Linked DNA regions of Homo sapiens: region 1 is linked to region 2. A link is a loop called in an ENCODE intact Hi-C map of the cell type or tissue named here. Cell type or tissue: PC-3. All regions are shown on one strand.

Region 1 (5,000 bases), 130 kb after region 2:
GTGTGGACAATTAAATGTGAATAATGACACATACCTGTCTTATTTCCAATTTTCCTATCCTTTTCCCCCCAGTGCATTTTGCAGTCCTGAGTTAGTAGGAATACCAGTAAAAACTGATTACAAAGGGACTGATTCTAATAATTTGCTATTTAGAAGGTTGTCTCCATGGGACTTTGGTAGCTACTCTTTTTCAAGTTAAGGAATTTATCTCCTAGTCATGTTTGTAAGGAATTTTGTTTGTTTTCATTTTTTGAAAAACCATGGATGAATTTTTGATTTTATCAGAAAACGTTTCAGTATCTATTGAGATGAACAGATGGTTTTGTTCTCCTTTAATCTGTTAATGTAGTGCTTGACAAGCATTTTTGTCACGCCAAAGTACTCTTGAATTTTGGGATTAAACCCAATGTGGTTTTGGTCTATTAGATTTTTTTCCTTTTTTTCCCCCCTACAATTGGATTAGTTATGCTAATATTCTATTCAAAAATTTTTGCATTTATATTCTTGAGTTAGATTAGGCCATATGCTTCTTTTTCTTACTCTTCTTGGTAGGATTTGTTGCTTTGATAATATTAACCACAGGAAATAAAATATGTTTCCTTTTCTCTATTATTATTAGTTTTTTAAGAGACAGGGTGTCACCCTGTTGCCCAGGCTGGAGTGCAGTGGTGCAGTCATGGCTCACTTCAGCCTCCAACTCCTGGGCTCAAGGGATTCTCCTGCCTCAGCCTGCTGATTAGCTAGGACTATAGGTGTGTGCCACCATGCCTGGCTAATTTTTAAATCTTTTTTAGCAGTGGGGTCTTGCTATATTGCCCAGGCTGGTCTTGAACTTCTGGCCTCAAGAGAGCACTCTTCCCACTTTGGCCTCCTAAAACCACAGGGATTACAGGCATGAACTACCATACCTGCCTGTCTTTTCTATTCTTTAGAAGAGTTTCTTTAACGTTAAAATTATCTTTTCCTAGAACTTGCTTCTAAAACCCTGTGGGCTTGATGTTTTCTTTGTAGGAAGATTTCAAACTACTTATCTGATATTAATACAGGATTCTTCCTAATTTTTATTTTTTTGGGGGAGTCAGCTTTGGTAAGTTACATTTTTCCCAAGGTTTGCTTTCACATTTGTTGCAATAAAATTATTTATGATATATTCTTATCTGTTTTATCTGTGCTATACTTGTAGATGTTTTCTTATTTTTTTCTTCCTATGCTGTATTTACGCTTTCTCTCCTTTGTTTTAATTCAGTCTTTCAGTGAGGACTGTGAATTTTATTAGTTCTTTTCAAAGTTCTTTCCTTAGGCTTTGTTGACTGTTTTATTAGGGTTACAAAAATCTTTGTAGTCTTTCTTTTGCTTGAGTTTATTATTCTTCTGTGCATTTATCATCCATCATTTTCTTCACAGACGAGGATTGGTGGCTAAAATTTTTTCAAGTCCTATTTTAATTCCACAAAATTAATGTAGCATTTTCTTTATCATTCAATGTGATGAAGTTGAAAATTTTTATTTTAATTTCTTCTTTAACCTGAAAATTATTGAAGTATATTTTTATAATTCCAAATATATACAGTTTTTTTAAAAACATTAAAACGTTTTTAAATTTTAGCATAATTATATTACCATAATGTCTTCTTAAACTAGTTTTCCTTATTCCTGATATAAATCCTGTGGATGTTCTTTTACTAAAAGGCTCCTGTTAGTAAACACTCAGTTTGTGTTAATCTATAAAGTTTTGATTATTGCCCCTATTTTGAAAGTGTTTTTTCTGGTTTTACAATTCTAGGTTTTTACTTACTTCCTTTCAATATTTGAAAATATTTTTCTATTGTTTTTGTGAAGTCTGGTGTAAGTCTGATTTAGGGTTTTTCTGATGTTTAGCAACTATCTTTCTGAGGGAAAAAGTCATGATTTTTAGTGTTTACTTATTTGTGTGGTGGAAATACTCTCACCGTATTATATCAGTTATTGCAAAGTTGGAAAGAACATACAGTTATGAATTATTTCTGCCATCCTATGCAACAGAGAGAATTACCTCAAGAAAACAGCAAATAATAATATGTAGTAAACTAATTAGAAAGTGCTGAGTTTTGATTATTAATTACCACTGCTTTTAATATTTCTCTGCTTGCAATTTTATATTATATAAAATAATAGTCTTGTTTAATTTATACAGTGCATTTACTGTTTAAAAACTGGCTGAAAAAAATTCCTAAAAATTTAACAGCTGGCTCCCAGTCAAGCCTCTATTAGCTGGCACCAGTGTACCACTAGCTCTTTTTTTAATACATGATCTCTTGTTTCTTACTGTCTTTATAGTTTTTTTGTTTTGGTGTTCTTCATTTTTAGTACAATGTGTCTAGGATTAAATTCCTTTTAATTTATGTATATTATTTTTATACTATACTTGGTTTATCTGTAGATTCATGACTTTGATCATATTTGGAAAATTTCCACCATTGTGTCCCTATGTTCTTTATTCTTTCTGGGTCTCTAATTTGATATTTGTTATTTTTATTCTGTTCTCCATGTATCTTAATAGCTTTTATATTTCCCATTTTCTTGTGTCTTTGTATTATGGCAGTTTATTCATATTTATCTTCCAGTTCACTAATTCTTTTCAGCTGTGTTCAGTCCGCTGTTTAACTAGTCCATTGAGATATTGATTCCAACAGTGTTTTTTTTTTTTCATTTCTTAAAGTCGTATTTGTTTCTTTTCAGTGGCCCAGTCATTCTTATTAATTTCTTATTGCTTGGTCGCTTTTTGGATTCCAGTGTTTTTCCTTTTTATACTTCATATATAGTTATTTATAGTCTGCATTTGATGATTTCCCTATAGTAAGTCTTTAAGGTCCTTTTACCTCACATCATGGTGGCTTGTTTCTTTGTGTTCAGGAATATTTTTAAATCGCGAATTCGTATTTGATTTAGGTGAACATTGGGAATCCTGAGACCTGAATTCAGAGTATTTTTCCCCAACAGCAGATTTGTAAAGGCTTCTTCTTGGTTTCTGTTGAGACTCTGAGGTTTAGGTCTCCAAATGTGCTATAGGGCCCAGGTTTGGTCTTTAGAGACCCAGGAGAACACAGTCATGCGTGTGTCCTTAGGGCAACCCCATCTTTCATGAGTGATTGTAGTTCACATTTTATGGCCTGCCTTTTATGTTTCTATTTCTCTTTCATATACTCTTGATTCTTGAACTTTTTCTTTATTTTTTTAACGGCCCAGCAATGAAGTTTTGTTGTAATTATCTAATATCTAGTTGTATCATAGTAAGAACTCCCAAAGAGTCCACCATATTGCCCAAATTAGACGAGTTGTTTTCTGCAAAGCCATAGTATTTAACAGTTTCAGCATATTCCTTTGCGTATGCTGGAGACCTCATAAATATGTATAAAATAACTACTGAGAGAAGGTAACAAGATAGCATAAACCTGATTATATTTTCCCATTGTTCAGTTGCATCTCTTTGGGCTTTTATTTATGCAGTATATTTATTAAATTTGTGTGTGTCAGGTACTGTTTTTCATTTTATACTTCCAGCCATTATTTGTGATTAGTAATATAATCTGAAGATTGGCTATTCTCTGTTATTTAACGATTATTTATCAAGGCTAATTATCAGAAATCAAGCTAGTACTAAGAGAGAAGGCTGGAATGATCTGGCCAATGTGTTTTTAAGCTGGTTTAATAAAGCAGGAACTGTACAAAGCTAAATATACAAAAACCTAGAAAGAGAAGTGATATAAATATTACTTCAAATTTTTAGTTTCAAACCACAAAGATAGGCAGAAGTTTACTTGAAACTACAGTCTTCTAAATATAACTTACAGTCAGTAGTACTTAACTATGATTTAGAACTTAAGCCATAGCAAGTCAGGGAGTATATATAAATAGGAGAATTTTAAATGAAATTGGATTCTGAAACAAAAGGATTTTATAGCACGTACAACATAGCTGAAACAAGTCATAGTCATTTGAGGAAAAAAGGGCATTATATATTTTGTCTATTTAAAATATTATTTTGTAAAATATTAAATATTTTTGCCAATCAGTACTTTACACTTAAGCTTCATTTAAGTGCAAATACAGTACTTCAGGATATTTTTAATATTAAAAAATATTTATTGGGTTTACCTTAAATTCTTTAGAACAAAAGGCTGGGCAAATGAAAATTTACTACTTATTCTTTTCTCTTCATAGTTGAAATAAATTTTTTCATGTGTTTCTATTTCTCAATTATAAATATAATTTGTAGATTTTTTTCATCTTATTAATGATGTAAGCTAAATGTATATAACTCAAAGTGCAATCTTAGTAAGAAGCTACGTCTGTAGATTGATGCTTGATTGTAGTTTGCTCGAAAACAGTAAGATAACAAATGACATCAGAAGGAAAATTGAAGTGTTTTTAAAACATAGAATGATACTAGTCACATTGTTGAATCATTTATCTTTTTATTTTTCTAATGCAAAATGTATTTCACAAAGTCTCTAAAGTGCAAATGAGTGCATGAAAAGGAAGAGGATAAAGTACATTTGTGAAGTCGAAGATATTTACATGGCTGAAAAAAATAGCGAAGTGTTTAACAAAAAGTAGAAGTCCTATGTTCTAATCTTCCTGAACCTCCTTCCGACTTTCTGGAAGGAACCACTTTAACTGTTTCTATATTTAAATTCTAAGGTGAATGTCCAGAGTTTCCTAACTATATGCTATGCTGCTATTTTTACATGAGAATCTAACCCATTTGCTCCATATTATACCATTTTAATGACACCTAATATGACACCATTTTAAATTGATCTCTTGGATACCTTTATAACTTTCTAGATGTTTAATGTAGAACTATATTAGTTGGCTCACCAACTATGGACAATGTCCCTTGATTCTCAAGTTCAGGTTATCCTAAAGTTATTTCCCTTCTCTTCTGTTCAGACACTTACGTTGTAAGGGTTGATAACATTGTGCTATGTAATAAAATGTTAAGTCTTCTGTGCTTGTCT
Region 2 (5,000 bases):
CTGGGGAAGGGGATGATTGGGAGTGGCCACCACCATATGCTTTATCATATTTGTTTAGCTTCACGAAACACTTCTTAATTCGACACCAGCTGACTACTTGGTCTAGTTGTAGTTAATTAATTAGAAAGGAATAATTAAAATTAAGATTAAAATTATTGTTTCTTACAGACTTAAATTCTCTTTCCACCGTTCATTAGGCAGTTATTAATTTAGCCACTTCCGTTTGAGTATCTGCAAAGTAGTTAATTTAGTTTTTCAAAAGTAGTCATTTTTCACCCTCATTTTATTGGTTAACAAAATAATAAATTACTTAAGTACAAGAGCAAATGGTCAAGAACAAAAGCAAAAAGCCAGGTTTCGGAACAAACAAGATGCCTTGTACTAAGTATATTATGGGAGAGGTACTTAATAGCTATATACATTTGCTCTTTGGAGGGTGTCACCCATGTATTTTACAGAGGGAAAGTAGGTATCCTTGTCAGATTGAGAGGTAAGTGAAGTCAGTTAAAAGTTTAAAGTATATATAATCAGCTTTGTTTTGCTGAACTTTGTTTTATTGAGAGTTTTGTGCAATTTATAATATTGTTTCATTGATTTTCTTTCTTATTGCATCTTATATGGACTGTTGTAACATTCTGTGAGTATATTTTGTTCATGTCATCCATTTTTGGTGTTCAGTAATTTTAAAAATGAATTTTAAGTAGGGACAGGAGCTTGAATATGTAATTTGGTTTTATGTACCAGAAGATCCATCAGAAACTGAGTAGCCAAACTTGTAACAACCTGTATTGGTGCATATTCTGCCAGACTATGAATTTTCTTAAGTAATAGAGAACAGAGGTCTTTAAAAAATTGTGAACTGAGATTTTTTTAAAGGTGAAATGAAAGCAGTACTGTACAGGAAATTAAGTTTTTGGGTAAGGAAGTGGAATTGGTTTGATTGAAATTGTTAATGTCTCTTTAATGAGGGGTTATATGAAAAATGTTAGGCAGAAAGTGTGATCCAGTTAAAAATCCTAAATATGAAATTGATTCAGTTTGAACAAACAGTATTTGGAACTGAACAGAGAGGAAAAGGAAAATTCTTATGTGGAAGAAACTAGTCATTATCAAGGGTATGAAAAGCTGCTGGACCATTACAATTGATTTGCTTTTCTCTAAAGAGAAATACCTGACTCAGAGATTTGTGATTTTAGTATGTGAAGTTTTCCTCAAATTAGTATTTAGTATTCTGGGAACATTTTCTTTTGCCAGGAGGGTTGTGATTGTCTATTTTTGTGAATTGTAAATTAAAAAAAAAAAAGCTGTTTATTTTTTGTCTTGTACAGGCAAGGAAAGTTTCTAATGTAGTTATAAAAACTTAGTTACATATTCAAGCTCCTGTTGTTTCCTGTCTTCTAGATCTGTAAGATAAGAATGTCTAAAAGGTCAAGTAATTTGACCAGCCTTTTGGGGGAAGTCCAGTGAATAGTAGAATAATATTTAGAGATGAATTTTCTGTCATAGGCATGGGATAAACTCTATTTCAGTAGAAAGGCAAGATAATGAGCAGGATCTTATATAGACAAATCGTTCATTCCAAACATGCTGGCTCTAGGAGGTGTTCAGTGTGTTTGTTGAATGAGTGTTACAGATGAATTGAGGTCAGATGGAATTGAGGTCAGATTTCTCCATGAGTGGAGGGATTTTTTTTCTCTCATGTCCTGGGCACCTAACACCATGCCTGGCACATGCTTGTCAGCTGTCCTTTGTTGAATCTGCGAATAAATGTGAGGCCGACTCAACAACTATTACCTCCTTGTGGATATGCATATAAGCTCTTCTAGAGTATTTTGGGGGAAGAAATAACCAGAATGTCTGCCCTCTCTTCTTCCTTTGTGAAACTGTTTTCTACAGTTACATTTAGTGTCGAGAAATGAGGGCTTTTTTGTTTTGTTTTAAGTGGCTTTTAAAGTTGCTCCAAGATTCATGAGGTTAAAGTATAAAACTTTAATACTTTAGAAAAATAAGGACTTAATTCTGGATTCTGACCTCTGGTGGTGAAGAAGAAACACCTATTACTCATAATAAAAGATCAGATTCTCATATGTTCTGTAGTACTTTCTGGATGTCCAATGTAGGGAAAGTCTTAATTAGAAAAATACAAATTTTGTATGTGGTTTTGAATTTTCATGAGACAAAAATTTTATTTTTTTACCTTGCAACTTTTTGATAAGCATATAAAAAACATTTAGGTTGTACCTTTACAAGGCTCATTACTGAAAGTGGTTTTTTATTTGGGACCTTGCCTGATGAGAAAAAGTAGATTCTACGTGGGATTTTTATATGGTAATACTAGTCTTATATTTGACTTCTTAAACTTTCTATTAAAACTATTTCCTAAGTAAATCTAAGGTTTATTTGGATAACAGTTATATTGTTATCAAGAAAAACATGAATGTATTACTTGGGAGGAATGTCAAGGTAGATTATTTTGGGTCCTTAAAAATAAACTGCTTATCAGAAACTCAAAACTCGTCTTTATTATCACACCTATCACTGGGCTCATAGGTTCTGTTCTCGCCTCTTCTGCTCTCAAACCGTCTATTCTGCCCCAACAACAACAACAACGATAACAACAACAAACTGGGAAGGAGATGTTCTAGCAGCTAGAGTCTAGCTGCTAGTGGTGCCGCATGTGATGAGCTGATTCTGCTCACACGAGTGATGTCAGCCTTAATTAAAAAACAAAAACTTGAATTTTGGTGGCTGAGGAAATTAAAAGGGTAGATGGAACACTTGCTACCTTGCACCTGAACTCTACCTTGTATCTACTGGGTGGTCTTTTGCAAGTGACTTAACCTTATTTTTGGTGTGTGTTAAATAGGATTACGAATGCTTCCATTTCTAAAGTGTAAGAAGGCTCTGATGTGAGTGTAAAGTTCTTTGCAAACAAGACTCCAAGTAATAAAATCCTAAAAACATCTTTGCTACTGTTGCTCACTGTCCTCTGCCAATATGCTTCTGAGAATTGATCAGAGCTTTATAAAAGGAAAGTGGTTACAGTATGTCAGGAAGCAAAACCCGTGAGAAATAAGTAATCCATAAACTTTACAGTCATAAAGGGATCCGGGTGGGTGGATCTGATGACTTGGCAACTCAGAGAGGGAAGCAAGTGTAATTGTTGATTTTATCAGAGCAGGTTTGTGTATTTGTTTGTGCACGTAGGGGGATGGGGGTTGAATGAAGACTTAACAACATGAATTTCGTGAGGTTACAAAAGTCTACTGCTGCATAAATCGTAGGTAATATGTTCATGTCTATAGGGTGTAATGTTAATGTTCAATAAAAATTAATATCAAAGTCTGTCATAGATTTTATGTTTTGGGGCCTCCAGGTAAATGGTTTGTATCATCATTGGGAATTTATGGAAGTTGATTTAAGTATACAGTAGTTAGCACTCTATTAAATACTGAAGTCATGCACTGTGTCACCTTGATCAATGAGCAAGTTTTTTTTTCTTTTCTGATTCTGGAATTTCAGCACTTTCAGCTTTGAAGGTTGCCTTGGGTTTGTTTTTGAATTAAAAGTGTCACAGGAGAAAGGCTGATTGTTACATTCATGACCAATCAGAAGGGTCTGTAGGACTCAAAATGTTTGGTACATTCCTTAAATTAGAAGATATGCTTCTGGACTTTTCCCAGGGAAAGCAGGTCCATGTAATAATTTACCAAAAGGAAGTTGGGAAAATGAAACATCACCTTTTGTGAGAAAGAGGATGGGGTGGGGAGAGTGCTTTAAAGTGATCTTTGCTTTGTGGAATGCATTGGATTAAAGAGTCACAGAGGCCACAAAAAGCAGCTCAGTGAGTTATCAAATATAGGAGTACTTGAGAAATTAAACCAGGTATGTTATTATTCTTTCTTGGGGAGCCTAAAAATAAACTCAAGGATTGGGATTGTTCCTTTTACTTTCATATCTGCTGGCTGCTAAAGGCAATTGGAAATTTTAGCCAACATATTGACCTACTTGATTTTCACGATGAGTATTTTTTTCCTCAGCCGAATTGGCCATTTAAAGAAAACTTTGTGGCTGGGTGCTGTGGCCCACGCCTGTAATCCCAGTCTTTGGAAGGCTAAGGTGGGAGGATTACTTGAGGCCAGGAGTTTGAGACTAGCCTGGTTAATGTAGTGAGACCCCATTTCTACCAAGAAAAAAATGAAAAAAATTTAGCTGGGCATGATGGCACATGCCTGTAGTCCTAGCTACTTGGGAAGCTGAGGTGGGAGGATTGCTTGAGCCCAGGAGGTTGTAGTTATAGTGAGCTATGATCATGCCACTGCAGTCCAGCCTGGACAACAGAGTGAGACCCTGTCTCTTAAAAAACTAAATAAATAAAATAAATAAGACTTTGTAACATATTAAACAAGCTTTATCATATTAAAAAATACACACAGCTGGGCACAGTGGCTCATGCCTGTAATCCCAACATTTTAAAGAGGCCGAGGAAGTTCAAGACTAGCCTGGGCAACATAGTGAGACTCTGTCTATAAAAAAAAATTTAGTCATGTGGTGGTGGTGTGTGCTTGTGGTCCCAGTTACTCGTGGGGTGGGAGGATCACTTGAGTCTGGGAGGCCGAGGTTATGGTGAGCTGTGATTGTGCCACTGCATTCCAGCCTGGGTGACAAAGCAAGACCTGTCTCAAAAATAAAAAACAACAACACACACACACAGTGAAACGAATGGCACCAAGGAAGAAATCCAAGTGCAAGAAAAGAGGGAATCATACAATAAGAACAATAGGGTGGAAAGCCAGGGTGAAATACACATCTCTGATGAAGGAAGGGCTGTGTATCTGGGTCCTTACTTTTCCCCTTTTACTTGGGTGCTTCTGTCATTATTATTTGTAAGTCACTTCTCTCATGAAGTGCTTTGAGCTTTTGGGGCAAGTAAGAGTAGAGAAACTAGAAATAGTTGGCAATTCATTATCAACCTTGTTACGTGGGATTAGAACTATTGT

What was found. Hi-C counts contacts between places; a loop is a spot of excess contacts. Peaks named below come from ENCODE experiments on the same cell type or tissue, not always from the same donor. Only the 100,000 strongest peaks of a DNase experiment are listed, where the experiment ranks them.
Region 1: it touches region 2 in a loop (3-fold over the local background); 2 of 110 quality-filtered maps call a loop at or near these places.

Annotation. Positions count from the first base shown.
Region 1 is chr9:20,424,995-20,429,994 of GRCh38, reverse strand. All of the region lies in intron 4 of MLLT3 (MLLT3 super elongation complex subunit), which reads left to right. Among named protein-coding and RNA genes, the nearest start is that of MIR4473, 16 kb to the right of the region's middle. In PC-3, no CTCF peak of the experiment used is centred here; no DNase peak of the experiment used is centred here.
Region 2 is chr9:20,550,133-20,555,132 of GRCh38, reverse strand. The region is part of intron 2 of MLLT3 (MLLT3 super elongation complex subunit); the gene reads left to right. Among named protein-coding and RNA genes, the nearest start is that of MIR4474, 50 kb to the right of the region's middle. RefSeq lists an enhancer at 3,187-3,246. In PC-3, a CTCF peak has its summit at 2,037 (motif pointing left); a DNase peak (open chromatin) is centred at 3,782; H3K4me3 peaks cover 1,069 bases; H3K27ac peaks cover 3,378 bases.